Linked DNA regions of Homo sapiens: region 1 is linked to region 2. Evidence: chromatin loops called from intact Hi-C (ENCODE). Cell type or tissue: CD14-positive monocyte. All regions are shown on one strand. Each heading gives the region's core, and the rest is flanking DNA. Links, peaks and the distances in the headings are about the cores only.

Region 1 (15,652 bases), core at 797-8,796, 78 kb after region 2:
AAAAAAAAGAAAGAAAGAAAGAAAGAAAACATAGAGTTGAGGTTGAAAGCATCACATAATATCCAGAAGTCCAAGAAAAATGATGGATGTGTTTGTCTGCATAACATCTTTAATATGGAAAAAAACACAGATAAAATTTTAAAATAGGAAAATGAGAAAAAAATCTGCAACAGATATGAGAGACAATGGGTGGATTATCTTTTCTATACAAAGAGCATTTACAAAATAATAAGACAGACAAGAGAAACATGGGCAAAAGACATGAATAGGAAATTTACCAGTAAGATATGAGACTACATTCAATCTCCCTGAAAAGCAAAGAAATGCAAATAAATCAGAAGAGCATTTCCCACATCAGATTTGCCATGATGAATACTTTGGATAAAACACATTGTTGGCAAATATATGGTAAAATGAACAGTACCATAAAATATTGGTGATACTACACATTGTTATGCTTTTATAGGGTAGTTTGGCAATATCTATCCAAATATAATATATGCATATCATTATCACTTTTAGGAACTTATCCCTAGAAGATAATTCCACCATTATGCAAAGATGATTGTATAAGAATGTTCAGAGCAGTGTTGCTTGTAATAACTTAAAAAAAAAAAAGCAGTTTTTGCCAGGTGCAGTGGCTTATGCCTGTAATCCCCGCACTTTGGGAGCCTGAGGCAGGCGGATCACTTGAGGTCAGGAGTTCGAGACCAGCGTGGCCAATATGGCAAAACTCCGTCTCTATTAAAAATACAAAAATTAGCCAGGTGTCACTGCAGGTGCCTGTAGTCACAGCTACTCGGGAGGCTGAGGCAGGAGAATCACTTGAACCTGGGAGGTGGAGGTGGCAGTGAGCAGAGCACTCAGCATCGGTGACAGAGCAAGACTCCATCTCAAAAAAAAAAAAAAAAGGCCGGGCGTGGTGGCTCACGCCTGTAATCCCAGCACTTTGAGAGGCCGAGACGGGCGTATCACGAGGTCAGGAGGTCAAGACCATCCTGGCTAACGCGGTGAAACCCTGTTCTCTACTAAAAATACAAAAAAATTAGCCAGGCGTGGTGGGGGGCGCCTGTGGTCCCAGCTACTCGGGAGGCTGAGGCAGGAGAATGGCGTGAACCCGGGAGGCGGAGCTTGCAGTGAGCCGAGATCGCGCCACTGCACTCCAGCCTGGGCGACAGAGCAAGACTCTGTCTCAAAAAAAAAAAAAAAAAAAAAAAAAAAGCGTATTGTACTTACATTTTAAAAAGAAGCTATTTCAAAGAAAACTTTTTTAATTTTGAAAACTAAAAACAAAACATGTACTGGTTGAGATCAGTTTTCTGGAGAACCAGCCCACTCTCCAGAGGCCAGAGAGCTGTGATGCTTCCATAGCAGAAATGCCCAGTGAGTAACGAGGGCTAGTCTCAGGAAGCACACAGCCCCATCAGAATAAGCTGTATTCGCAGGAAATAAAAGGTGAATTGACTGAAGTGTAAAATGATTCAATTGGATTTTACTTTGTTTTTAAGAAGAGCATATCCATTGAGACCAGCCTGGGTGACAGAGCAGGACCCTGTGTCCAGAAAAAAAAAAAAAAAAAGCCAGGTATAGTGGCACATGCCTGTTGTCCCAGCTATTCAGGAGGCTGAGATGGGGGGACTGCTTGAGCCCAGGAGTTCAAGGCTGCAGTGAACGATGATTGCACTGTTGCACGCCAGCCTACTTGACATAGTAAGACTCTGTCTGGAAAAAAAAAAAAAAAAAGAAAAGCATATTCATAGAACGGAAATTGTTTGCACAGTCTTCATAGGGGATCCCCAAAAGTAAATAGTTGGTAGAGTTTAATCTGATATTTTCTGTATTATTTAGGGTGAGTTAACTGCTATAACAAACAATCTTGAAATATGCATGACTAAACACAACAGAATTAGTTCCCTCTCACATTGCTGTCCACTGGGAGTGAGGGGTGGGTCCCCACAAACTCATTCAAGGAGCCAGGCTTTCCAAAACTGGTTCCACTATGGGATCTCTGTGTCTCATCAATGGACAGGGAAGAGAGAGAGTGAGCCAGTGCAGAGGGCAGGAGTGGGAAGTCCAGGGGCCAGGCCTAGATATGATAGGCATCGCTTTTGCTTCCATCCCATTTGCCAGCACTGGTCACATGGCCCCACCTAGATGCAAGAACACCAAGAAATGTAGCCTTCCTGTGTGTCCAAGAGGAAGATGAACTGGTTTAGGAAACTGGTTCTGCTAATTGTTCACGGAAGAAAGTTCTTGAATCTGACAGATGCCCATATTTTAGTTACTCTCATATGGTTAAAAGTAAATCTTTAGCGTCACCATGCCTGGATAAAATATCCCTTAAGAAAATACTATCTCATGTTGCTCTAAGCAACTTTCTCTTTTCTTTTTTTCTTTCTTTCTTTCTCTCTTTCTTTCTTTCTTTCTTTCTTTCTTTCTTTCTTTCTTTCTTTTCTTTTTCTTTCTTCTTCCTTCCTTTTCTTCCTTTCTTGTTCTTTCTTTCTCTTTCTCTCTCTTTCTTTCTTTTCTTTCTCTTTCTTTCCTCTCTCTCTCTCTCCCCCCGCCCCACCCCCCCGCCTTCCTTCTTTTTTTTTTTTCTTCAAGCTCTCACTTTGTCACCCAGGCTGGAGTGCAGTGGCACGATCTTGGCTTACTGCAACCTCTGCCTCTTGGACTAAGGTGATCCTCCCACCTCAGCCTCCACAGTAGCTGGGATCACAGGTGTGAGCCACCACACCTGGCTAATTTTTAAAAAATAATTATTTGTAGAGACAAAGTCTCACTATATCGCCCAGGCTGATCTCAAGCTCCTGGGCTCAAGCAATCCTCCTGCCTCACCTCCCAAAGTGCTGGGATTACAGGTATGAGCCACCACGTCCAGATTTCTAAGCAACTGTTTTTTTTTGTTGTTGTTGTTTGTTTTTTGTTTTAGACAGAGTCTCGCTCTGTAGCCCAGGCTGGAGTGCAGTGGCATGATCTTGGCTCACTGCCACCTCTGCCTCCCAGGTTCAAGAGATTTTCCTACTTCAACCTCCAGAGTAGCTGGGATTACAGGCACACACCACTACGCCTGGTTAATGTTTGTATTTTTAGTTGAGATGGAGTTTCACCATGTGGGCCAGGCTGGTCTCAAACTTCTGGCCTCAAGTGACTGCCCACGTTGGCCTCCCAAGGGATTATAGGTGTGAGCCACCCTGCCCGGCCCTAAGCAACTTTCTAAAAAATAGTTTAGTGTCCTACGTATCCTGATATCCAGAAGAAGTCAGATGAGGCCAGAATCCCAGTGTTTAGAAAATAATTTGTTTCTTTCTCTCTCTCTCTACTGTTTCGGTAAATTCTCTTTCTGTTTTATGTATCTGTGAATTTTGAGTTTGAGTTCACTCTGTAGCATTTCTGGACCTGGAAGGCTAGAGTGGGACCTGAAGCTCGGTGGCCACAAGAACATTCTGTGGTCTCATGGGTCCCTTATGTTTCCATCCCTTGGCATCATCTCACTCAAACTGCAAACTGGAGCATCCAGTGGGGCTGGCTGGAGCACGTGCAGAAGGCAGAAGATCAAGTCCAGAAAATTAATTAAGGCTGGATCAGAACCAAAACCATGAGCCCATAATTTCAAAGCTGGAAAAGAGTCTGAAATGTATTTAATTAAATTAATTAATTAATTTATTTATTTATTTTGAGACGGAGTCTTGCTCTGTTTCCCAGGCTAGAGTGCAGTGGCTTGATCTCAGCTCACTGCAACCTCTGCCTCCCGGGTTCAAGCGATTCTTCGGCCTCAGCCTCCTGAATAGCTGGGATTACAGGCACGCACCACCATGCGCAGCTAATTTTTGTATTTTTAGTATAGACAGGGTTTTGCCCTATTGGCCAGGCTGGTCTCAAACTCCTGACCTCAGGTGATCCGCCCACCTCGGCCTCCCAAACTACTGGGATTACAGGGATGAACCACTGCCCCCGGCCCTGAAATGTATTTTAATATCAAAGTAAAGCAGAAATGGGGCTGGATACTTAGGCATCAACCTTTTTCTTTCGCTTTCTTTTTTTTTTTTCCTCCTAGATACAGGTTCTCATTCTATTGCCAGGCTGGCGTGCAGCTAAGAGCCCTGGTCTTCAAAGAAAGTTTTCCCTTAAGCAGAAACATGGACTCAGCATCTCCTGGTTAGACTATTAGCTGTCTCTTGGGCAGCAGCCCAATCACAGCTCACTGCAGCCTCCCACTCCTGGGATGAAGTGATCCTCCCACTTCAGCCTTGCAAAGCACTGGGATTCCAGGCATGGGCCACTGTGTCAGGCCCATCATTGCCCTTTTAAAGCAGGGGTGCTCATCTGCTAGGACTTACTCTGAGAATGCCAGAAAGCCTGACTTTGCAAAGAAAGGCAAACTTAGTTTACCAACTGCTGTAAGAGTAAGGAGGGCTGAGGAGCCAGCAACCTAGGGTGGAGTAGCTGATTTGGTTTGGCTGCGTCTCCACCTGAATCTCATCTTGAATTGTAGTTCCCATAATCCCCCCGGTGGGAGGTAATTGAATCATGCAGGTGGTTACCCCCGTGCTGTTCTCGTGATAGTGAGTTCTCAGGAGATCTGATGGTTTGAAAAGGGGCTTTCCTCCCCTTTTCTCTACACTTCTCCTTGCTGCAACCATATGAAGAAAGACGTGTTTGCTTCCCCTTCTGCCATGACTGTAAATTTCCTGAGGCCTCCCCAGCTATGCTGAACTGTGAGTCAATTAAACCTCTTTCCTTTATAAATGACCCAGTCTTGGATATGTCTTTATTAGCAGCGTGAGAATGAACTAATACAGTAGGGAACAGAAAAAGTACCTCTTCCCCTTATTCTAGGAACTTTCCAGTTTCACATCAAGATAAATCTAGCGCTCTTCACCTCTGAATGTGAATTTCTGTTCTCCTGTCATCTTGGGAGGTGTTAGTATTCAGTCTAGGGAAATTAACAAGTTCTGTAAGAATTAGCTCCTCTGCACACCAAAGTTACTCACATAAAAAGCCCTCAGACTCAGGTATTTAACTTTTGTTCACATCAGAGCTGAGGCTGCTGGGAAAAAAGCCCAAATCAAGGCCTTTTTTGTTTATTAAATTTTGATCAAGAGCCCTTTAATTCGGGATATGCGGCTTTCTCTTATGGCACATACTGTTGCACTTGAAGTGGTTAATTGAGAAAGCTCTGAGCTGCTGCAGCCCAGGAGAGAGTTAATAGTCTATCCAGGAGGTGCTTAGTCCTCATGTCTGCTTAAGGGAACCTCTGCTGAAAACTTCCTCTGAAGACCGAGGCTCTTGCCTGGATTCTTAGATCACTCACAGGCAGAAACTACTTGATAATTTGTGGGACCAGGTGAACAATAAAAATATGGTGCCCTTTATTCAAAAACTACTAAGACTTTCAAGATGGTGATAGCAGAGCATTAGCTAAGTTGGGGGCCTCTCCTAAGTGTGGGGCCCTGTGTGCCTGCACAAGTCACACACCCACGAAGCCAATCCTGCCCACAAGTAATCTTCAAATTCTACAGACTCAAACTAAATGCCAGTTTTTCCTTCCTTGAGCATATTTTTTTTTTCTCCTGTACTTATTACATTTAATGGGACACTATCTACCCAGGAAAAAAGCTTGGGATCATCCCAGATTTCTCTCTCCCCTTCACCCTACCATCCAATTAGTGATGATTCCTGTTAATTTCACCTGGAGAACTTCTTTTGTTATTTAACACATTTCTCACCTTAATCCCCATCCTGGTTCTGACTCTCATGATCTGTCAGTGGTATCTGCCTGCCTGAATCCCCCACAATGATCCCTCTAAACCACTCAGCTGACCACATCACTGCCCTGCTTACAAACCTTCCAAGACTCCTTGGAACCTATGAAATAAAACCCAGATGATTTAGCATGGAGCATGACACCCTCTGCAGCCTGGTTCATCCCCACCGCCTCATACCTGATGCTCCCACAACTCTAAGCGACACAGATTCTGGATGCTCTGTACTGAGTCATGCCACTGTGCCCTCTTATGCTTTCCCTCCTGTCAGAAATGCTGTGCCTGTCTCCCTCATGTTACCTCCTGGAAAGGCTGACTGATGGTCCCCCAAAAATCCAGGTCTCAATCTCTGGAATCTGTGAATGTTACCGTATATAGCAAAAGAGACTTTGCAGCTGTGAAGTGCTTGAAATGGGGAGATGATCCTGGATTACCTGGGTGGACACTAAATACAAGCAGAAGTGTTCTTATGAGAGGGAGACAGAACTCAGACTCCACAGAAGAGGAGAAGATGATGTGGAGCTGGAACAGAGGGAGATTTGCAGATGCTGGCCTTGGAGATGGAGGAAGGGGCCATCAGCCAAGGAGTGCAGCTCTAGAAGCTGGAAAAGGCAAGAAATGCATTCTCCCCTAAAGCCTCCAGGGATGCACAGCCTTGCCAACACTTTGGTTTTAGCCAGTGGACCCATTTAGGCTCTTGACTTGCAGAACTGTAAGAAAATAAATGTGTGTTGCTTTAAGCTACCAAATTTGTGATTCTTTGTATGACACATAGGGAACTAATATACCTCCCTTCCTTCCCCAGTACAACCAGCTATGACCCTTCCTCTGTGCATACATAGCATCAACAGCATACTTTCACCATATTGTACTAATTGCACATTTCTTATTTCCTCATTAGGTCATATGCGCCTGAAGGCAGGGACCATGTCTTGTTCCTTTTTCTTTTTTTTTTTTTTTGTGACAGAGTTTTGCTTTTGTTGCCCAGGCCGGAGTGCAATGGTGTGATCTTGGCTCACCGCAACCTCTGCCTCCCGGGTTCAAGCGATTCTCCTGTCTCAGCCTCCCGAGTAGCTGGGATTACAGGCATGCGCCACCACACCTGGCTAATTTTGTATTTTTTTAGTAGAGATGGGGTTTCTCCATGTTGGTCAGGCTGGTCTCGAACTCCTGACCTCAGGTGATCCACCCGCCTCGACCTCCCAAAGTGCTGGGATTATAGGCGTGAGCCACCGCACCCGGCCCTGTTCCTCTTTATCTCCCTGGCACCTAGCCAGATGTAACAAGCACCTCATAAATATTTTGCAAGTGAAACTGCCCCACAGTGTGAAAGGCAGGGCAAGAGGCATGTTAATGGGGAGCAATCTACTTTCAGTTCAAGAAGTTACCCTTTCTATGATCATAATGTTCATTGCTCCAGGATGAGCAAAACCCATGAGAGCAGAACAAGTTGTACAGAGCACAGAGCCCTCAAATTGCAACCGGCCGGTGTGTAGCCCTCTCTGATGGAAAGAACAAACTGTCCCAGAGTAAGAGGACTATTGAAATGCATTTCGGAAAGTCATTTTATAGAGAGCAATATGCTTGGGGTAGCATTGGGATATCACTGATACAGTCGATGTCAACTGTGATTTTTGGGAAATTGATAGACACACGCTGAAATTTTTGTGCAAATAGTAGTTAGGACTTCGATGCAAGGCAGCGACACCTCCGCACAGATGCAATAAGGAGCAGGCAGACAAGTATCAGCAGAGCTTGGAAAGAGCAGGGAAAGGATTTTGGTTGAGAAGAAAACTGTTCTCTTAGCCATAATCACTAAGCGTTTCCAGCTGCTTTCTAGGCCCCACTGCCTGCTAGCTGTAGTTAGATATGTGAACTTCTGCTTGCTTCCTCTATAGTAAAAACTCTATTAATTGTAATTATGTAATGTGATGTAGTGATCGGTTGTGATCTACTCATCTTTTGTTGCCTTTGCAAACTTCAGCATTAATGAACACCCTGAGATGTTACTCTAGAAGCATCTGACTTGGAGGATCCTGATTAACGGTTGCCATCAGGAATCTGGTGATCACAGTGAGTAAAATGAAGTAAGGAACTCCACTTCCAGAAAGCTGCTTTGACAAGGCTCCCCTCTGCCTGGGTGGGCCACACATCACCGATGTATAACCCAGAAGAGCTGGATAATTCTCATCTGTGACCTGACCCACATCATCATTTACTCTGTTCAAAGACAAACATGGAAATGATGGAAAAATTTGGAACCTCCTAAAATTGCCCAGACTGTGAAAACTCTGGTCTTAAAAACATGAAAGAAAAAAGCAACATGAATCAGCAAAGCTGATTGCCTTGTCGTGGCAATAAACAGCCCCACAAATTGGTGTCTGTAAAACTGGTGTTGGTTCCTCCTCTCGTCATGTGGCCCAGCCTTGCCTGCCATCCACCACTTCTCTGGTTAACACCAAATCCAAGCGTACCCACTCCAGGAAGTTTACTCCCATCATGTCAGTTAAGGCCATAAAAATCAATTGCAGAAGCAAGGCTGAGAGGAATGCCTCTTGCTGCACAGATTTTTAAAAGTAATTATTCAAATAGATGTGGAAAACCAGTGATAAAAGAAAAACTTTAGCTGAATTAAATTTAAAGCAGTTTAATTGAGCAATGAATGAGTCATGAATCGGGCAGCCCCCAGAATCACAGCAGATTCACAGAGACTCCAGCGCAGCCACATAGTGGAAGAAGATTTATGGACAAAAAAAGGGAAAGGACGTATAGAAATTGGCAGTGAGGTACAGAAACAGCTGGATTGGTTACAGGTTGGCATTTGCCTTATTTGAACACAGTCTGAACACTTAGCAGTGTATGAGTAGTTGAAGTGCGGCCACTGGGATGGGCCAAGACTCAGTTATTGTTAAGGTGCACACGCCTAAGTTAGGTTTTCATTCTTGTCTGATTATTAAGCTAGGTTACAGTTCATCCACAAGGACTCAAATATAGAAGTACAGAGTCCTGGCCAGGCGCGGTGACTCACACCTGTAATCCCGCACTTTGGTAGGGCGAGGCGGGTGGATCACCTAAGGTCAGGAGTTCAAGACCAGCCTGACCAACATGGTGAAACCCAGTCTCTACTAAATACAAAAAATTAGCCAGTCATGGTGGCTCATGCTTGTAATCCCATTGGGAGGCTGAGGCAGGAGAATCACTTGAACCCGGGAGACAGAGGTTGCAGTGAGCCAAGATCACGCCATTGCACTCCAGCCTAGGCAACAAGAGCGAAACCGTCTCAAAAAAAAAAAAAAAAAATGGAGAAATACAGAGTCCTTCTCAGGCCATATTTGGCTTGCTTTAACACCAGGAAGAGAATGATGCTAATCATTTCATTAAGAGTTCATGTTTCCTCAGACAACCTACAGAATGGGAGAAAATATTCACAAACTACAGATTCAACGAAGGTCTGGTATCCAGAATCTATAAGGCCCTTCGGTAGTTTAACAAGCAAAAAACAACCCCATTAAAAAGTGGGCAGGCCAGGCACAGTAACTCATGCCTGTAACCCAGCACTTTGGGAGGCTGAGGCAGGATGATTGCTTGACCCAGAAGTTTGAGATCAACCTGGGAAATATAGGGAGACTCCACTCTTACAAAAAAAAATTAAAAATTAGCCAGATATATAGCCACCTATAGTTCCAGCTACTTAGGAGGCTGAGATGGGAAAATTGCTTGAGCCTGGGAGGTCGAAGCTATGGTGAGCCATGATCATGCCACTGCACTCCAGCCTGGGCAACAGAGTGAGACCTTGCCTCAAAAAAAAAGTGGGTGAAAGACATGAAAAGACACTCTCAAAATAAGACAAAGAAGCAGCCAACAAACATGAAAAAATATTCAACATCACTAATCATCAGAGAAATGCAAGTCAAAACCACTATGAAATACCATCTCATACCAGTCAAAATGGCTATCAGAATGGCTGTTACTAAAAAGTCAAAAAATTACAGATTTTTGTGAGGATACAGAGAAAATGGAACGCATATACACTGTTGGTGGGAATGTAAATTAGTTCAGCTCCTGTGAAAAGCATTTTGGAGATTTCTCAAAGAACTAAGAACTACCATTCTATCCAGCAATCCCATTACTGGGTATATACTCCTCCCCAAAATAAATTGTCCTACCATAAAGACACATGCATTTGTACATTCATTGCAGCACTATTCACAACAGCAAAGACATAGAATCAACCTAGGTGCCCATTAATGGTGGTCTGGATAAAGAAAATGTGGTACATATACACCATGGAATACTATGCAGCCATAAAAAAGAGCGAGACCATGTCCTTTGCAGAAACATAGATACAGCTGGAGGCCGTTATCCGAAGTGAATTAATGCAGGAACAGAAAACCAGATACTACACGTTCTCACTTATAAGTGTGAGCTAAACATTGGGTACACATGGACGTACAGACGGCAATGATAGATACTGAGATCCAATAGAGCAGGAATGGGGAGAAAGGGTACAAACGCTGAAAAACTACCTATTGTGTATTATGCTTACTACCTGGGTGACTGGATCAGTCACACCCCAACTCTCAGCATCACACAATATACGCAGGTAACACATCTGCACATGTACCTCCTGAATCTAAAATAAAAGTGGAAAAAAAATGTTTTTTGAGACAGAGTCTCGCTCTGTCGGCCAGGCTGGAGCGCAGTGGTGTGATCTCAGCTCACTGCAACCTCTGCCTCCCGGATTCAAGTGATTCTCCTGCCTCAGCCTCCCAAGTAGCTGGGATTACAGGCGCCCATCACCACGCCTGGCTAAGTTTTTGTATTTTTAGTAGAGATGGCGTTTCACTGTGTTAGCCAGAATGGTCTTGATCTCCTGATGTCATGATCTGCCCACCTCGGCCTCCCAAAGTGCTGGGATTACAGGTGTGAGCCACTGCGCCCGGCCAAAAGTTGAAGTTTTTTAAAAAAGACTTCACATTCCCAAGTAGGGAACATGACTTGATGAGCTCTCTAAAGTGCCTAACACGCCATAGGCACTCAACAAAAATCTAATTAAAATATCTAGACATTGAAGGGAAAATTCATTTTTTTTTAGACATAAGAGAACACAGCTGTGTTTGTGGTCTGTTGACTGTCTCAAGTTATTTTGAAAGCATTTTGTTTTGGTAACAAACTTGGCAGGTTCTCTTTCCCCTCGTCTTTATATCCATGTGTATTTAAAGGAGAATTTAATCCATATGTTCCTGATTCAATTATACTTGACTCATCCCAGTATTGCTTTGTGCGAGTGATTTGAACGCCAAGAATTTTGCAAATTTCCTAACAAACTCTGAAGTTTTGTTTTTTTGTTTTGTTTTCCAAGAACTAAGAAATTTGGTTTTGTTCACTGAACATTCTGAGAGTTGTTTTAAGGAAGCACGTAGACTTTCACTTATCACTGTGTTAGTATTTAGTTACAACTTGGGATGATGAGTTGTGAAAATGATGACATGAATATAGCTGCATTAAATGTTGATTATTGGCTGGGTGTGGTGGCTCATGCCTGTAATCCCAGCACTTTGGGAGGCCAAGTCAAGTGGATCACCTGAGGCCGGGAGTTTGAGACTAGCCTGGCAAACAAGATGAAACCCCGTCTCTACTAAAAATTCAAAAAATTAGCCAGGCATGGTGGCACACGCCTGTAGTCCCAGCTACTCGAGAAGCTGAGGCAGGAGAATCGCTGGAACCTGGGAGGTGGAGGTTGCAGTGAGCTGAGATCGTGCCACTGAACTCCAGCCTGGGTGACAGAACGCGACAATGTCTCAGAAAAAAAAAAAATGTTGGTTATTTAGTATTCCTATTACATAACTGTTCAAAATGAAATTGACCCCGAAATTAGATCATCGTGGGAATTATTAAACTCTTACAAGCTCTCAACTTGGTTCAAATCAATTGAAAATATCGAGCATCAATCAAGTGCAAGTCACACTGCTCTCATAGCAGACGAATTCTGGAATGTCTGCCTCATTCCCAAATTAAATGCCCTCTGCCACTCCACCTACCCCCCACAATACACAAGGGGGCTTCTGGCATCCTGGTTGATTTTTTGACTAAGTGGGCACTTAACTCAAATGAGGCTTGCCAGAATCACCTGTTGATAATTTAAATTGGGAAAATAGAGAAAGAGAGAGAGGCAGGGAAGGAGAAGTAGTGGAGGAGAAGAAGGAAAAGAAGGAAGAGGAGGAGGAGAAGACAGTGGAAGATAAAAAGAAAAAGAGATTAGTTTGTTTATGTGACTTGTAGCTGTACCATATAAATGTGAGAGCAAAGAGTGGGCATTTTCTGCCATAAAGTGTGTGGCCAGAGTAAGTCATAAGCCAGCACGCAAAGACAGAATGAACCAGAAAAATCAATGCATATATTTAATGCATTATTTTTCTCCAAAATCTGTTATAATCAATGCACTTTAGAATGTGAGAAATTCAACTGGACGTGGTGGCTCACACCTGTAATCCCAGCACTTTGGGAGGTGGAGGTGGGCAGATCACTTGAGGTCAGGAGTTCGAGACCAGCCTGGCCAACATGGTGAAACCCTGTCTTTACTAAAAATACAAAAGTTAGCCAAGCGTGTTGGTGCACACCTATAACCCCAGGTACTTAGGAGGCTGAAACAGGAGAATCACTTGAACCCAGGAGGCAGAGGTTGCAGTGAGCCGAGATTGGGCCACTGTACTCCAGCCTGGGTGACAGAACAAGACTCAAGAACAAAACAAGAAACAAAAAACAACAACAACAAAAAATCCAACAACCCCCCAAAACAAAAGAAAATGTTGCCAGGTGTTACCAGTATTTAACACTGAGAGTTAAAGTTATAAGTTATTTTTACTTCTATTATTATTATTATTTTGTTAGTAGGGTTGGGGTCTTGCTATGTTGCCCAGGCTGATCTTGGACTCCTGGCCTCAAGCAACCCTCTCACCTCGACCACCCAAAGTGCTGGGATTACAGGCGTGAGCCACTACACCCGGCCTTTTTACTTTCTTATTTAGACTTTTTCTATACTTGGTGAATTTTTTTACAATTAGAAAATCACTTGAGTTGTTTCCTTCCGAGCAAAGGAAAAGGATCTATAAATGTGAGCATAAAAAATGTGAACAAATGACTTCTCTATGGGTCACAGGGTGAATTAAATAGGGTTTACATTTTCCCAGAAATTAAAAAAAGATTCGTCAGACTATGATTTTTTAATGAAAAATTTTAATATTATATAACTTTCCCTTTACACCAAGTTAAAAAAAAAAGTCGTTATGTTGAACAAGCAAGATTCCTGGGGTGTGATCTGCAAACACTTTCATTCTCCCATGCCCCACACCATCTGCTCATGCCCATTCTGTGGGGGTAATTTGTGGGTTCTTCAGAGCCCTCTCTCACAAGCTGTTCTCTAGATTCATGCAGAATTGCATCTTATGTCTCTGATTCTGGGAGGACAGATTTAGCCTCCCTCTGATAAGATCTCCTGGCCCCAAAGGATTTAAGAAAACCCCAGGTGGGCTCTGCGTGGCCACATCTGGCCCATAGAATACGCTCCCCTTAGATCTGCCACTAGAGGGCGCACAGGCACTTCCCAAACTTACCTCTTCCCCTGCCAAGGATTTTCAGCTACGCTGTTGCCTGTAGATTACTTTTGAAGCACACATCAAGCTCCATCTGTATGAGACAGTTGTCAAGCTTCCCATGTGGTGGAGAGACGTTCACAGCACATCCGTCATACCCTCCAGAGACACCTTGTTTAATCTCTACCTGCAAGTATTTCATAACTTCCAGGTGGGATCTCGGTAAAGGGTAACAAAACTGTTTTTAAATATCTGCTTTGCAAGTTCTGACTGTGTGTCCTGGCACCTCACTTTGCAAAATGGAAGTAGCTAACATCATCATCTTGGGGGCTCTGTAGAAACAGATTGGTAATGTCTGATCTTAGCATCCTGGCCAGGTGCCGTGGCTCACGTCTGTAATCCCAGCACTTTGGGAAGTGAAGGCGGGTGGATCACTTGAGGTCAGGAGTTCGAGACCAGCCTAGCCAACATGGTGAAACCCCATCTCTACTAAAAATACACAAAAAATTAGCCAGGCGTGGTAGCTCACACCTGTAATTTTAGGCACTTGGGAGGCTGAGGCAGGAGAATCACTTGAACCTGGGAGGCGGAGGTTGAAGTGAGCTGAGATCACTCCACTGCTTTCCAGCCTGGGTAACAGAATAAGACTCCATCTCAGGAAACAAACGACGACAAAAACAAATAATAAAACCATCCTGTTATACGAAGACTCACATACATAGAATCCTATTAGTGTTTTGTCATTTTATTTCTGGAAAGAAGAAGGGGAAGGAAAGATAGAGAACAGATGGAACTTTAAATTTTCCTGAGCATCTATTACTAGAAATTTTCCATCAATTTCTAATTTAACTTTTTTTTTTTAAACGGAATGTTCTGTTTTCTCAGATGCCTTTTCTGTGTCAATGGAGATTATGACTTTGTTCCTAATCTATTAATAAGGTAGGTTATATTAAACAATGATAGCTGCTATGCCAGGCTCTTTGAAATATACATATTTGGGATGATATTATCCTAGAGTTTACAAATGGGAAAACTGAAGCTCATGAAAGTGAAGTGAAGCAGCCATCACAAGGTTAATGAGAATTACTAGCCAGCTCTAGGCAGAATTATAGTTAGGCCTTGGCCAGGGTGTTCTGATACACTTCAAACCACCTCCCTGCAGCTGCTAACTATCCAAGAGGCATGTAGCATGCTGACCACCTGCTCCCCATTGTCCCTATAGGTAGAATCTTTGGCACTGGACCTTTATTTATTTATTTATTTATATGTTTTTTAGAGACAAGGTCACACTCAGTCATCTAGGGTGAAGTGCAGTGGTGCAATCGTAGCTCACTGCTGCCTCTAACTCCTGGATTCAAGTGATCCTCCTGCCTCAGTCTCCTGAGTAGCTACTACTACAGGTGTGTGCCACCATGCCCAGCTAATTATTATTATTATTTTTTTTTTGTAGAGGTGGGATCTCCCTACATTGCCCAGGCTGGTCTTGTACTTCTGGCCTTAAGCAGTCCTCCTGCCTTGGCCTCCCTAAGTGCTGGGATTACAGGTGTGATCCACCACTCCTGGCTGCTACTGGACCTTTTTACCTAAGAATTGCTTAAGATATTTTTTCTGATCCTGAATTCCAGCAAAATAGCTGACACCATCCAGTTTGAAGACCCCCATCAAGTAGCCACCTCAGCACGGGGATGCAGTTTCTTCATCTCCCTGCCCCGTGACTCCATCCGTCACTTCTCAACCAATGAGCAACTGCCATGCTTTAGCCCATCACCTGTCTAGACTCCTTACAAACCCCATACCCAAACCTTGTGGGGAGGTGGATTTGAGGTTTGCTCCCATCCTGTCATCCAGCGGGGCTATGATTATTATTATTAAACTCTTTCTCTGCTGTGACCCCTGGAGTCTTGGTATATTGGTTCACTTTGCATTGGGCAACAAACCTATGACAGTTGTACAAGCTTACACAGCTCAGGAGTGATGGGTGGTCCTGGTCCCACTGACTGGAAATGCCACGATTTTTCTACTTTAACTATACTTCCTTTCATGACTATTTCATGGTCAATTACTAATCTACATGGTAAATCAATGGCTTTTTAAAACAAATAAAACAATTGACCAGAGTATTATTTTTAAAAGATTTCTAAAAGCACACATTTTAAAGAGGAAATGCTAGATAAGCATCAATCCCTTTTTTAGTTCTGTTGTCAGAGGCCTGTATCTAGGCTACTTCTATAAGGCAAAGTTCTTCAAAGACCAACTGTTGCAGAATCACCTATGGCAGGAGGTCCCTAACCTTTC
Region 2 (15,652 bases), core at 5,206-13,205:
AGGGTGACTATAGTCAATAACAACTTAATTGTACATTTTAAAATAACTAAAAGAGGCCGGGCGTGGTGGCTCACGCCTGTAATCCCAGCACTTTGGGAGGCCGAGGCGGGCAGATCACAAGGTCAGGAGATCGAGACCATCCTGGCTAACACAGTGAAACCCGGTCTCTACTAAAAAAATACAAAAAAAAAAAAAAAAATTAGCCGGGCCTGGTGGCGGGCGCCTGTAGTCCCAGCCACTCGGGAGGCTGAGGCAGGAGAATGGCGTGAACCCGGGAGGCGGAGTTTGCAGTGAGCCGAGATTGCACCACTGCACTCCAGCCTGGGCTACAGAGCGAGACTCTGTCTCCAAAAAAAATAAATAAATAAACTAAAAGAGTATAACTGTATTATTTGTAACACAAAGGATAAATGCTTGAGGGGACCGATTCCCCATTCTCCATGATATGATTACTATGCATTTCACGCCTGTATCAATACAGCTCATATACCCCATAAATATATGCACCTGTACACCTGCTATGTACCCATACAATTTTTTTTAAAATATTTTTTTAAAGGAGTGTTCCTGGGAGCTTACCTTGAGAAGGAAGGAGAGAGGACAGGGAGGATTAGGCAAAGGGAGAAGTTGGGCTCGGATGGAGTTTTGACAAATGCTGTAATCACAGAGAGCTCTGAACCCAGGAAGGCCTTCCAGAGCTGTCGCAGTTGAGTGAGAGGCTGTGTCAATTAGTCACTGGACATGGGCCACCCTGGGAAGGGCGAATGACCGTGGGTAAGGTTTTTCAGCTGAGGCAATTCCGAAAATGACAGCTGTCTCCTGGCAGAACCTCCCACAGCTCTGGGACTGAGGCCTTCATTCCTGAAGGGGAACCTGGGTGGTACATTACAGTGTTCACTACAGCCGGCATGCCCTTTTGCAAGAAGAGCACACCAAATTCTGTGTCTGAAAGTGGAGAACGCACATGACCTGTGGCAAGGTCATCTCTGTGGTGCAGGCAAAGCCTCTGCACCCTGAGACTGGTCCATGGTCACCAGGCAAGCTCTGATCATAGCAGTCAGAGAAAGAAGAGTAGAGAAAGAAGTTCATAATCCCCTGCACCACCTCTGAGTCTCTTCCATTATTCTAACTTTCCAATGACAACTCAGCTGACACTCGACCTCTCACGCTTGAGCAGGGGAAGAGTTGGCTTTCCAGCTGGAACGAAGACCCAGCCACATGCCTGCATTCACACCTCTTCCAGTCTCTCTCTCTTTCTTTCTTTCCTTCTTTCTTTCTTTCTTTCTTTCTTTCTTTCTTTCTTTCTTTCTTTCTTTCTTTCTTTCTTTCTTTCTTTCTTTCTCTTTCTTTCCTTCTTTCTTTCTTCCTCCCTCTCTCTTTCTTTCTTTCTTTTTTCTTTCTCTCTCTCTTTCTTTCTTTCTGACAGAGTCTTGCTCTGTCACCCAGGCTGGAGTGCAGTGGCACGATCTCAGCTCACTGCAACCTCCACCTCCTGGGTTCAAGCAATTCTCTGCCTCAGCCTCCTGAGTAGCTGGGATTACAGGCGGCCACAACCACACCCAGCTAATTTTTGTATTTTTGGTAGAGACAGGGTTTCACCATCTTGGCCAGGCTGGTCTTGAATTCCTGACCTCATGATCCACCTGCCTCGGCCTCCCAAAGTGCTGGGATTACAGGCGTGAACCACCACACCCAGCCCCAGTCTTTTTCTTTTTTAATATATATTTTAAAATATGGGGTCTCACTACATTGCCCAGGCTGGTCCAAAACTCCTGGGCCAAAGCAATCCTCTGGCCTCAACCTCCCAAGTACCCAGGACTACAGGCGCAGCCATCACACCCAGCTCTCCCAGTCTTACACCTTCCCTCAGATGTCACCCAAACAAATCTTTTCCCTTTCTCACACTTAAGTCCTATTTACTTTCCTTTTGTGATAACCCAAAAATATGGGCCAATGTGAGGAAGGGGTGACTTTTCTGGAACTATAATTCCCCCTGGCCTTTTTTTTTTCTCTCCCCTTGTAGCCAATTGACCCTGATAATGGAATACTCTTATCAACACCCTTTTAATGGAATATGGCTGTCAAGAATCCCCACCTACACCATGTTTTTCTAATGTCATTTTGGAGAAGCAATATCAAAAATAGATACCACCTTCTGACATTCTGGAATGATTTGCATTAAACTCACAAAGGTAAATAGAAGAATAAGGCAGAACTACCTAAAAACCATGATCAATCCTTTATGTCAGGACAAGAGAATGTATTCATATTTCCCTTTGAAGTTTTCTTTCAGAGTTGAGCTTTGTAAACACGCGTATTGGAATATGTTACAGGTTCTGCTACGGAAGCACCAGGGATTCTCTCTAGGTCCTGCTGGTCACACAGAAAGCCAATCACTGACACAATGAATATTGCCAAGGGAGAAAGGTTTTTTAAAAAAAATTTTGTTTATTTATTTATTTATTTATTTTTTGAGACAGAGTCTCGCTCTCTCTCCCAGTCTGGAGTGCAGTGGTGCGATCTCAGCTCACTGCAAGCTCCACCTCCTGGGTTCACACTATTCTCCTGCCTCAGCCTCCCCAGTAGCTGGGACCACAGGCGCCCGCCACCACGCCCGGCTAATTTTTTGTATTTTTAGTAGAGACGGGGTTTCAACATGTTAGCCAGGATGGTCTCAATCTCCTGACCTCATGATCCGCTTGCCTCAGCCTCCCAAAGTGCTGGGATTACAGGTGTGAGCCACCGCGCTGGGCCAAGAAAGGCTTTAATCGGGTGCTGCAGTCAAGGAGATGGGAGCTCATTCTCAAATCCATCTCCCTGATGACTAAAAGTAGGGGTTTATATAGCAGAGAGGAAATGTAACAATGTGTAAGAAAACAGGAAGTAGGGAGGGGCTAGGAAACAATCACGACAAATTAGGGGTCCACATGTCATTGGATGTGGTTGTCTGGTGAGTTTAATTTCTTTTTCTTTTTTTTTTTTTTGAGAGGCCTGAAGTTGATTTCTTAAGGAAGGAACTCACATAAAACAAATGTAAGTTTCAACGTTTAAGACCAGAAGGGTCAATTTTTGTTTATCAAAAAAAAAAAAGAAAACAAAACAAAAAACCCAAAACTCTCTATGGGATTATTGGGTCAGTTTAGTTCTGTGACTTGTTTGTATTTACAGAAGAATCTTCTAACTTTATATTTTATTTGAAATCTTTGGCTTTGAGCATTGAATAATGACAGATCACTACCAGTCATTTTAGTCTGACTAGAATGAAGTAGGGCTTTCTGTGTATACAGTGGGAAAGTAGTTGGACTGAGTCAGTGAGGAAGAGCCGAATGGGAGTTGAGATTCTTTTCTATTTTCTTAGACAGATAAGAAATTGAGAGGACCTGAAAGACCTTTGATGAGATAAATGATATAGTGTTGAAGTCAGAAGGTTTTCTTCTATTTATTTATTTAAGACAGGGCCTCGGCTGGGCGCGGTGGCTCACACCTGTAATCCCAGCACTTTAGGAGGCCGAGGCAGATAGATCTCGAGGTCAAGAGATCAAGACCATCCTGGCCAACATGGTGAAACCCCGTCTCTACTAAAAATACAAAAATTAGCTGGGCATGGTGGCATACATCTGTAGTCCCAGCTACTTGGGAGGCTGAGGCAGGAGAATCGCTTGAACCCAGGAGGTGGAGGTTGCAGTGAGCCGAGATCACACCACTGCACTCCAGCCTGGTGACAGAACCAGATTCTGTCTCAAAACAAACAAACAAACAAACAAACAAACAAAAAACTAGACAGGGTCTCCCTGCATCTCCCAGACTGGAGTGCGGTGGCGCAATCATAGCTCACTGCAGTCTCCACCTCCCAGGCTCAAGTGTTCCTTCCACCTGAGCCTCCTGAGTAGCTGGGTGGACAGGTGTGTGCCACCACATCTGGCTACTTTAGAACAATTTTTTTTTTTTTTTTTGTAGAGGCAGGGTCCCTATGTTGCTTAGGCTGGTCTTGAACCCCCAGCCTCAAGTGATGCTTCCATCTCGCCCTCTCAAAGGGCTGGGATTACAGGCTTGAGCCATCATGTCTGGCCAGTTTTCTTCTATTTTAAAAGGAATTTTAAAGTAATGAGAGAGAAAGGAAAGCATAGAGAGCAAGTACTGCAATGATAGGAAGAAATAAAAATATGCACAAAAAAAATCAGTAAGCCGTGTAAACGGATCTCTCAAAAGAAAAAGATGGAAAAGAAGAAGTAATCCTTTGGAGGCATCAGTTCAATCTCCTAACGCTAATTCATAATATTTATGATTTGAATTTCTGTTTTGCTTATGAGATAATACTAATTTTTAAATTTTTGGTTGTCTTGGAGTTCCATCAAGTTTTATACTGGTGACATCGAGTGCTAAAAGCTTATCCATTCTAAAAAGACTGCTGGATACAGCCACAGGCCAAAACTGCTAGTCTTAACATCCTTCCTCTATTTCTTACTTGTCCGTAGAAGAGAAGCAATTAATTGAGGAGGCAATAGACGCTTAATAGATTTTATCTGTCTTTGTCACATAGCTAATAAGCATTAAAGCCAGTACGTCTTTAATCCAAGTATGGGTTATCCCAAAGTCCATGCTCTTTCCACCACCTTAGCCTCATATTTAATAAAGATTTCTGAGTCAACATCAAGAACCTGTTATTGAAAAGACCTAAAAAAAATGCCAGAGTCAGATTTTTAAGGGGCGACTGAATTTCAGAGGAATACATCAGGGAAAGTGAACTGAAGACTTTTAGTTGAGGAAAGAATATCTGATTCTTAAAGAAATTACTTAATTTGAAATTCTAAGTATAGTATAGCTGTGATTTTCCAAGGAGAGTGTTCTTAAATTGAATCAGATTCTGAAATATATCGACAACACAGAAAAATGTGTGATTTATATGCTAAATGATTAGACAAACAAGGCATAGACAAACAGAAAATAGAAACCAGAGGTTATGCTTCCATAAATAAAGTAAAGGAGACAAATTGAAATAAAAATAAGATAAAAAAAAGAAAAGGAACAGAATAGAGCAAAGCAGTTCTTGCTACCTCTTTTTAAAATCTTTTCCCTACTTTTCGTGGCCCAACACTTGTGTTTGCTGCAGAGAAACAAATGCTGGCCTTGAGACTCAAATAACTACAGTTGACCCTTGAAAAACATGGGTTTGAACTGCAAGATCCACTTATACATGGACTTTTTCCACCTCTGCCACCCCTGAGACAGCAAGACCAACCCCTCCTCTTCCCCATCCTCCCTAGCCTACTCAACATGAAGATGACGAGGATGAAGACTTTTATGATGATCCACTTCCATTTAATGAATAGTAACTATATTTTCTCTTCCTTATGACTTTCTTAATAACATTTATTTTATCTAGCTTACTTTATTGTAAGAATACTGTCTATAATATGCAGAACCAACATACAAAATATATATTAATAATTGCCTGTTTATGTTATTGATAAGACTCCTGGTTAACAGCAGGCTATTAGTAGCTAAGTTTGGAGGAGTCAAAAGTTATATATGGATTTTCAACTGCGTGGGGTTCAGCACCCCTGATATGGTTTAGCTGTGTCCCCACCCAAATCTCATTTTGAATTGTACTTCCCATAATCCCCAGTGTCATGGGAGGGACCTGGTGGGAGGTAATTGAATCATGGGGGCCGGTGCTGTTCTCGTGATAGTGAATACGTCTCAGGAGATCTGATGGTTTTATAAGGGCAGTTTCCCTGCACATGCTCTCTTGCCTGTGGCCATGTAAGACAGGCCTTTGCTCTTCCTTTGCCTTCTTCCACGATTGTGAGGCCTCCCTAGCCATGTGGAACTGAATCTGTTAAACCCCTTTTCCTTTATAGATTACCTAGTCTCAGGTATTTCTTCACAGCAGTGTGAAAATGAACTAATACAGCCCCTGACAAAGGTCAGCTCTAATACCAAGGGGTGTAGAGGGAGCTTAGTCCTTCTTTCTTCTGCTCTTGGTCCTTCTTTCTTTCTTCTGTTAAAGACCTGATTGTGAACCTGAGACATCCTGGTTGATACAACCAGAAAGATCAGGAGAGGATTGTAAAGGGAATAACTTTTTCTTGGTGTGAATCTACGTTATTTGATCCTCATCCAAAAGGCAATTGTGTCTCAACTGTTGGGTAATGCTGCCCCACAGCAATCAGTAGCAAGTAGTTACTGACTCAGTTAATACCCTCAAATTATGTCTTTGATATTAATCTCAAGGATCATAGAAGATACTAGATAATTCTAGAAGACACTAGAAGATAATTCTTGCATAAGGAAACATAATATCTACTCATGTACTAGCATGAAACAATTAGCACTTTCTCAACAACAACAACAACAACACTAACAACAACAAAGTCACTTTGGAAGGCTGAGGAAGGATGATCACTTGAGTTCAGGAGTTTGAGACCAGCCTGGACAACATAATGAGACCTCCAAAATTAAAAAATTTGACTGGGTGCAATAGCTGACACCTGTAATCCCAGCACTTTGGGAGGCCAAGGCAGGAGGATTGCTTGAGCCCAGGAGTTTGAGACCAGCCTTGGCGACATAGTGAGACCTTGTTGCTAAAAAAACAACACACACACACACACACACACACACACACACACATATAGTTTTTGTTTTTTAAACAGAGCCTCACTGTGTGGCCCAGGCTGGAGTGAAGTGGCATGATCTCGGCTCACTGCAACCTCTGCCTCTCTGGTTCAAGCAATTCTCATGCCTCAGCCTCCCGAGTAGCTGGAACTGCAGGTGCCCACCACCACACCTAGTTAATTTTTGTATTTTTTAGTGGAGATGGGGTTTCACCATGTTGGTCAAGCTGGTCCCAATCTCCTGACCTCATGTGATCCGCCCATCTCAGCCTCCAAAGTGCTGGAATTACAGGCGTAAGCCACCGCACCCAGCCAAAAATACATACACCTTTTACTTCCAAGAGAAGTTGGTCTTTGCTAATACTCTTCACAAGGCAAACTGGAATTGTCCTTGGAATTGGAGACTGGGTTGGGAGAGGAGGAAAGGCACTTCTACTGTCAGAAGGCGGAAGTGCTGGCACCATGTTTAAGATGAGCCCTGTGTTCAATATCAGCATATATGGCAGAACTGAGCCACAACCAGAGGTGTGTGAGATCCTTAGGAATTAAAAATGAGATTCTGACTCAACAATAAATAATGTAGAAACCTGCATTGTTTAAAGTACATATGTATTTTGGATTTAAGAGAAATTTGAGGTTTCCTGTCATGGTTAATGGTAGGGATATGAATTTTTAAAAAGTGAATTCTTGTCAGAAGATGTAGCAGAGCAAGTTCTGGATTTTTTCTCTGGTCAACCACTAAATGATTCACTTTTTGTCTTGGTTACTTTTTTCCAAGTGTTTTCCCAAGGGTTTTGTAGTACTCTTCTTTCACCTACAGAAAGTTTTGTCTCTCTTTTTTCTTTTCTTTTTCTTCCTTCTCAATCTGTCACCCAGGCTGGAATACAGTGGCATGATCTCAGCTCATTGCAACCTCTGCCTCCTGGGTTCAAGCAATTCTCCTGCCTCAGCCTCCCAAGTAGCTGAGATTACAGGCACCCACCACCATGCCCAGCTAATTTTTGTATTTTTAGTAGAGACCAGGTTTCACCATGTTGGCTAGGCTGGTCTTGAACTCCTGGGCTCAAGTGATCCATCTGCCTCACTTCCCAAAGTACTGGGATTATAGGTGTGAGCCACCTCACCTGGCTTCTTTTTTGCACAATTTCAAATGTGGCAAAATTAGTTGCAAAGATAGGAGTTAATTTTAGGAGCCGATATTCTAATAAAGCTCAGATTATAGAACTGTACACTTACCATTACTTAATGTTAAATTAATCTAAGACACTCAAGTACACTGATGCATGAACAAGAAATAGGGGTTTCAATTGATTAGTTAGAATAAGACTAGGTTATGCTGCAATGACAAATAAAATTTCCATGACATATTTACTGGCTCACATCCACTTTAGTGGCTATACATCCACTGAAGGTTGACAGGGGCTTTGATCCTCAGACCATAAGAGACTGAAGCTGACATTGGCTCACTATCTTGTTACACTACCATCTCAGCACACATCTCAAAGGACACTACAAAGGGCATGGTGTGGAGGACTCACAAACCAAATCCTCCTCACAGCCTGGTGGCCAGACCTAGTCACATGGCTCCAACTTAACGGCAAGAGCTACAAAAAGAGAGGAGTACCAGAGATGGTGATTCTTCTCATTGCTACCACACCATGTTATTTGAAAAATAATCTGTGTTATATGTAGACTGTATGAGTATTGCTATCATTTTAGAAACATGCTTAATGGACTTTTTATTAAAAAGTCATGAGGGAGCTGGGCGTGGTTGCTCATGCTTGTAATCCCAGCACTTGGGAGGCCAAGGTGGGTGGGTCATTTGAGGTCAGGAGTTCGAGACCAACCTGGCCAACATGGTGAAACCCCACCTCTACTAAGAATACAAAAAATTAGCCGGGCATGGTGGCACGTGCCTATAATCCCAGCTACTTGGGAGGTTAAATCACAAGAATCACTTGAACCTGGGATGCAGAAGTCCCAGTCAGCTGAGATTGCACCATGGCACTCCAGCCTGGGTGACACAGCAAGATTTCGTCTTAAAAAAAAAAAAAGTCATCATGGGAAGAGAGTCACAGTTTCAACTTACACAGAGTTGAGCTTTGATATAAGAATTCTTGCCTGGTGCAGTGGCTCACACATGTAATCCCAGCACTTTGGGAGGCTGAAGTAGGAGGATTGCTTGAGCTCAGGGGTTCGAGGCTGCAGTGAGCTATGAGTGGCACGGTACCCCAGCCTGGGTGACAGAACAAGACCGTGTCTCTAAAAGAAAACAAATAACTCTTGTAATTACAGAAGTCTGTACATTTTCATAAGTAGTGGAATCATTGGAGAGCTGGTCCCTATCCCTTAAGATTTTAGCACAGTGAGTCTGAGGTGCAGTCCGGGAATTTAAATTTTAACAAGCACTTCTGGGGCTTTTCATGCAAGTGGTCTTCAGGGTTTGATAAACACATGAGCACTGGTTTCTGCTTTCTGACAGTGAAGTGTCAAGGCTTCAGCTTGTGTGTGCGCATGATATTTTATTTTGACGAGTGGGGTGCTAAGAAGCAGATGGCTGTTTCTTCTAGCACATTGATCTTCACAAGTTGAAAGCCTCAGTGGACATGGATCCCAAGGCTTCAAAGGTGTGTGGACAAAAGCAGCTGAAAGTGAGAGAAAGTAGAAAGCACAGTGCAAGAAGCTGCGGAGGATGCAAAAGCCATGAGCAGGTGCGGAGGAAGAATGGAAATGAGGGTGAAAAACATCCCAGTGGACAAACCATGTCGCTGGAGAGAGGGATTAACTTATCTGGGTCAACATATGGTCTGGTGGAAAGAGAACATGCTGAAAGCATTCCACAATATGGCAAAGGATTTTGTGATGGTTTTATTTAGAACCACTTGACTGAGAAGCAAAGATGGGTCTGAGAAGGGGCAAAGTCCTGCTGAACTCCCTGTCATTGGAAATGTGATCATTTGCTAAAGAATTAATCAGAGACGTACATGAGTATTTATGTTCAAAGTTTTTGCAGCATCTTTGTAATTATGAAAAATTGGAAATCACCTAAGTGTATGCCACTTGGAAATTGGTTAAGAACATTAGGCTTCATCCATGTGATGGGATGTTATGTAATCATTAAAAGGGTTGTTGGCTCACGCCTATAGACTCTGTATTTTGGGAGGCTGAGGCGGGAGGATTACTTAAGGTCAGGAGTTCAAGACCAGCCTGGACAACATAGGCAGACTCTGTTTTTCCAAAAAAAAAAAAGCCAGGTGTGGTGGTGCATTCCTGTAGTCTCAACTATTTGGGAGGCTGAGGTGGGAGGATCACCTGGGCCCGGGAGGTTGAGGCTTCAGTGAGCTATGATCATGCCACTGCACTCCAGCCTGTGTGACAGAGCAAGAACATGTCTCAAAAAAATAAATAAATAAATAAATAAATAAATAAATAAACAAAACAAAAAAACAACAAGTGGTATTGGAACATCCAGTAAAGGCAGTAAAATTAACAGATTTACAAAATTTCCTTCTAACACTGACTGGAATGAAGAAAACAAGATATACCAAAAGAAACATCCTCCAACACTGAATCTAGGAAATTTTTCCAACCTCATACCACAGACTTCAAGACATCTAAATCCAAATACAAGACACCCAATGCATCCAAATAAAAAACAATTAGGTCTGAATTGAAATAAAATTCTGGGAACCAACCCACAACTCCCTTTTTGGAGTGAGCTGCAGCACGTGGTGAGAGAAGGCTGCATTTCTAAAAAATCCCACTAGTACTTCTCACTTCGGAGGAACAGGAAATAGGGGCCTGAGCTGGCAAGAGAAAAGATCTGGAATGTTCTGCTTGGGGGCCCTTTTCCCCTGCTGTACAGCTAAACATCAATCCAAGGCCACAGTGGTGGGAGAGAGTACAGAAATAGGCTTCTAGCAGCAATTGTCCCTGAGGGCCAGGCAGCTGTGACATAGCAAGCTGGCTGGAGAAAATTACTTGTGGCCACAACAGACAAGGCGTTCACACGCTGCTGGGCTGGGATCCAGCTTCATATCTGATCCGCCAGAGTGGGGAGACAAACCCAACCCTCCAGACCCACTGCCCAGCTATGGGACAGGGTCTGTCCCTTAGGGACTGGGGACCCTAGTCAAGGGTTTCATCAAAATCAGAAATAAGATGAATGGAAAAATAGGCCAGGCATGGCGGCTCACACCTGTAATCCCAGCACTTTGGGAGGCCGAGGTGGGCGGATCACTAGATGTCAGGAGTTTGAGACCAGCCTGGCCAACATGATGAAACCTCATCTCTACCAAAAAATACAAAAATTAACTGGGTGTGGTGGAACACGCCTGTAATTCCAGCTACTCAGGAGGCTGAGGCACGAGAATTGCTTGAACCCGGGAGGCAGATATTGCAGTGAGTTGAAGTTGCACTCTAGCCTGGGCAATAGAGAGAGATTCAAAAAGGAAAAAGAGTTCCCAGCTTTGACTGCACATAGACCCACTTTCCTCCCCACCCTTCTCAGACAGCTTTGGGACCAACAAATAAAAGTGATTTTGATCCAAGCCCCAGCTCATATTCCATAGAGAAGATGCAAATTGCATGCAGGTAAACAGAGAGATAAGCAAAAGAGACCACAGCAGTATTATTTAGGGGGAATAGTGGGCCCATGGAGAACTGCCACTATTTCAAAATGACTAAGCAACAAGAAACACAGTGTGGTGTCTGTGCAAGAATTCTGCCTCTCATCTAAAAAAGAAGGAAGAGGAAGAAAGGAGCTTAAAACGTGCAAGACAAAGAATTCTCTCTGGAATAAAATTTCAGAAAATTGTTTCTACTCCTAAGCAAATTAAGAAGACACATAAAATCAAAATAATGGAATGGAGAGGATCTCTGAAATACCTGGGACTTAAATATACACAGTAGTTTGAAGAGATGGAAGAGACTCCTCATTGTCTCCCATTAGGAAGGGCCACATACATTTTATGAAGCCATGACTTTTTTTTTTTCCGCTTTAGAGGTAGGGTCTTGCTCTGTCACCCAGGCTGGAGTGCAGTGGTGCAGTCATAGCTCTCTGCAGCCTCCAACTCCTGGGAAGTCCTGTGCTTTATAGGATATTTAGCTCCACCCTGGCCTCTACCCCTAGACATCAGCGGCATTCTCCTCTTCCCACACACAGTTGGGAGAAATAAAAATGTCTCTAGATATTGCCAAATATTCCCTGGTTGTTGGGGGGTGGGGGGCAGGTAAAATCACCCCCAGTTGAGAACCACTGTTTTAGAGATTAAGTAGCTTGCCCAGGTCTCATAAGAGAGAAGGGGTCGGATTGTTCGTTTGTTTGTTTTAGTACTTTATTGTTGCTGTATTTTTTTTCTTTTTTCTCTTTAGAGATGAAGTCTCACTTTGTCACCTGGAATGGAGTGCAGTGACATGATCTCGGGTCATTGCAGCCTTGACCTCCCAGGCTCAAGCAATCCTTCCACCTCAGCCTCCTGAGTAGCTGGAACTACAAGCACATGCCACCACAACTGGCTATTTTTGTATTTTTTTGTAGAGATAGGGTTTTGTCTTGTTGCATAGGCTGGTCTCGAATTCCTGAGCTGAGGCAATCCTCCCATCTTGTTCTCCCAAAGTGCTGGGATTACAGGCGCAAGCCATCACGCCAGGACTGTATTTTGTATTTCTTTGATAACAAGGCCATTATTTTATTGTAGGCTCATTAATCATTTGAGTTCCTTTATTTCAGATAATTTTCTTTTTTTATTTTTATTTTTTTGAGACAGAGTCTCCCTCTGTCCCCAAGGCTGGAGTGCAGTGGCATGATATCGGCTCACTGCAAGCTCTGCCTCCCGGGTTCACGCCATTCTCCTGCCTCAGCCTCCCGAACAGCTGGAACTACAGGCGCCCACCACCATGCCCAGCTAATTTTTTGTATATTTCGTAGAGCCAAGGTTTCACCATGTTAGCCAGGATGGTCTCGATCTCCTGACCTCATGATCTGCCTGCCTTGGCCTCCCAGAGTGCTGGGATTACAGGCGTGAGCCACCGTGCCTGGCTTCTTTTTGTTTTTTTGAAACAGGGTCTCACTCTGTCACCCAGACTGGAGTGCAGTGGTGCAATCATAGCTTGGTGTAATCTTGACCCCCTGGGCTCAAGGAATCCTCTTGCCTTGGCCTCCTGAGTATCTGGGACTACAGGCATGAGCCACCATGCTATGCAAATTTAAAAAAAAAAATTTGTAGAGATGGGGGTCTCGCTTTTTATTGCCCAGGCTGGTTTTTTTTTTTTTTTTCTTTTAGATTCAGGGGGTGCATATGCGGGTTTGTTACATGGATATGTTGTGTGATGCTAGGGTTTGGGCTTCTGTTGAGCCCATCACCTGAATAGTGAGCATAGTATCCCATAGGTAGTTTTTCAACCCTTGCCTCCCTCCCTTGCCCATTTTGGAGATGCCAGTGTCTGTTGTTCCCCATCTTTATGTCCATGTGTACCCAATGTTTATCTCCCACTTATAAGAACATGCGGTATTTGGTTTTCTGTTTCTGTTTTGCTGCAAAAGACATGATTTCATTCTTTCTGATGGTTGCAGGAGTCAGATTTTGAATCCAGGTCTGAATCAAAGCTTATGCCTTTTGACCGGGCACAGTGGCTCATGCCTGTAATCCCAACACTTTGGGAGGCTGAGGCAGGCTGATCACTTGAGACCAGAAGTTCGAGACCAACCTAGGCAACATGGTGAAACCCTGTCTCTACTAAAAATACAAAAATTAGCCAGGCATGGTGGCACATACCTGTAATTCCAGGTGCTTGAGAGGCTGACACACTAGGATTGCTTGAACCTGGGAGGCAGAGGTTGCAGTGAGCCCAGATTGTGCCACTGCACTCCAGGCTGGGTGACAGAGCAAGACTCTGTCTCAAAAAAAAAAATTAAAAAGCTTATGCCTTTTGCCGTCATGCACTTCCCTGTCTTTTCCAACTTCACCTCCTGCACGTCTTCCCCCTGCCTTCAGGTATGCTATACTCTTCCTCCTGCCATGGTTTCTGCCCTAACCTCAGCCTGGAACTTTCTTCCTTTCCCGACCTGACTTGGACAATTCTGATCATTTATCAACAGATAGCCAGAGTTGTCACCTAGGGCAGCCCCAACTCCAAATCCTAAATTCAACGACATCAGCCTCTGACCACAGCCTCTGTGCCCTCCACTGCCTGCCTCTCACCCAGGCTCTGCAGGGTTAAGACTGAATGTGCTTGTGTGCTATGATTTGCCTAGAGCCTAGGGTATAGAAGACCGGCTCTTGTTTGCTGAGTCGAATTAAGTTGAAGCCCACTACACTTCCTTCTCTATCTCATTGAGATATCTAGGACCTCAACCCTTCTTTTCTTCCCTCAGTTATTCATTGGAAAGTTATTTGCCAAATACCCTTGCCACATAGTCCCCATCGCAGTCAGGGTTCTCCAGAGAGACAGAACCAACAGGCTTCATATATGAGAGAGGATTTATTAGGGAAATTGGTTCATGTGATTATGGAGACTGAGAAGTCCCCACAACCAGCAATCTATAAGCTGGAAACCCTGAGATGCTGGTAGCATGGCTTAGTCCAAGTCTGAAGGCCTCCAAGCCAGGGAAGCTGATGGGGTGTAACTCTCAGTCCAAGGCCAAAGGCTGGAGACCCTGAGGGACTGCTGGTGTTAAGTATTCAGGCCAGGGAGCCTGAAGTTGTTGTCCAAGGACAGGAGATGAAGAGTGTGTCCCAGCTCCAGCAGATAGATGGACATATTGGTCTTTTCTCTGTTTCTATTCTCTCTGGGCCCCCATCAGATTGGATGGTGACCACGCTGAGGGCAGATCTTCCCTACCTCGTTTACAAAGACTCAGATGCTATCACCTCTGGAAACACCCTCACAGACACACCAAAAATAATGCTTTACCAGGTTTCTAGGCATTCTTTAATCCAGTCAAGTTGACATCAAAAATTAACCATCACACGAGGCAGGCAGATCACTTGAGGCCAGGAGTTTGAGACCAGCCTGGCCAACATGGTGAAATCTCGTCTCTACTAAAAATAAAGAAAATTAGTCAGGTGTGGTGGCATGTGCTCCACTTATAATCCCAGCTACTCAGGAGGCTGAGGCACGAGAATCACTTGAACCCCAGAGGTGGATGTTGCAGTGAGTCAAGATCGTGCCACGGCACTCCAGCCTGGGCGACAGAGGGAGACTCTGTCTCCAAATACAAATAAACAGACCAGGTGTGGTGGCTCATGCCTGTAATCCCAGCACTTTGGAGGGCCAAGGCAGGCAGACCACCTGAAGTCAGGAATTCAAGACCAGCCTGGCCAATATGGTGAAACCCCGTCCAAAAAAAAAAAAAAAAAGGAAGAAAGAAAGAAAGAAAACAAAAAATAAAAAAATAAATACCATAAAATAGATTTAACCATCACAGTCCCCACTCTCAGGAAGCGAGTCAGTGATAGAAGATGGAGATGAATTTTTTTTTTTTTTTTTTTTTGAGACGGAGTCTCGCTCTGTCGCCCAGGCTGTAGTGCAGTGGCGCAATCTCGGCTCACTGCAAGCTCCGCCTCCCGGGTTCACGCCATTCTCCTGCCTCAGCCTCCCAAGTAGCTGGGACTACAGGCGCCCACCACCACGCCCGGCTAATTTTTTTGTATTTTTAGTAGAGAAGGGGTTTCACCGTGGTCTCGATCTCCTGACCTCGTGATCCGCCGCCTCGGCCTCCCAAAGTGCTGGGATTACAAGCGTGAGCCACCGCGCCCGGCCTGCACATGAATCTTTATACTTTAATGGGGGCGAGTGGCAGAAAATAAATAGGCAGTTATTGCAATTTTATGGGATGTGCTATATGGGAGGTGGTGGTTTTGTTTGTTTGTTTTTCTATCCAGACTAGACTCCAATTGAATCACTTTCTTCCAAAGGTTCTTGAGTCCCACAACTTCTCTCCTCATCTTAACAGTTGCCTTGCAAACCACCAGACTGAGACGAACGTGCGCTAACCTTATGGCTTCACGTAGCTTCTCAGAAACTCCTCCAAAACT

What was found. Peaks named below come from ENCODE experiments on the same cell type or tissue, not always from the same donor. Only the 100,000 strongest peaks of a DNase experiment are listed, where the experiment ranks them.
Region 1: it touches region 2 in a loop (4-fold over the local background); 1 of 110 quality-filtered maps calls a loop at or near these places.

What each region holds. Positions count from the first base shown.
Region 1 is chr10:28,391,848-28,407,499 of GRCh38, reverse strand. No RefSeq gene overlaps it. Among named protein-coding and RNA genes, the nearest start is that of LINC02652, 96 kb to the left of the region's middle. In CD14-positive monocyte, for the core only: no CTCF peak of the experiment used is centred there; DNase peaks (open chromatin) are centred at 4,599, 6,619, 7,049, 8,169 and 4 weaker places; H3K4me3 peaks cover 2,143 bases; H3K27ac peaks cover 6,491 bases.
Region 2 is chr10:28,474,507-28,490,158 of GRCh38, reverse strand. All of the region lies in intron 1 of LINC02652 (long intergenic non-protein coding RNA 2652), which reads left to right. Among named protein-coding and RNA genes, the nearest start is that of LINC02652, 13 kb to the left of the region's middle. In CD14-positive monocyte, for the core only: no CTCF peak of the experiment used is centred there; DNase peaks (open chromatin) are centred at 8,618, 9,658 and 11,318; H3K4me3 peaks cover 2,278 bases; H3K27ac peaks cover 3,983 bases.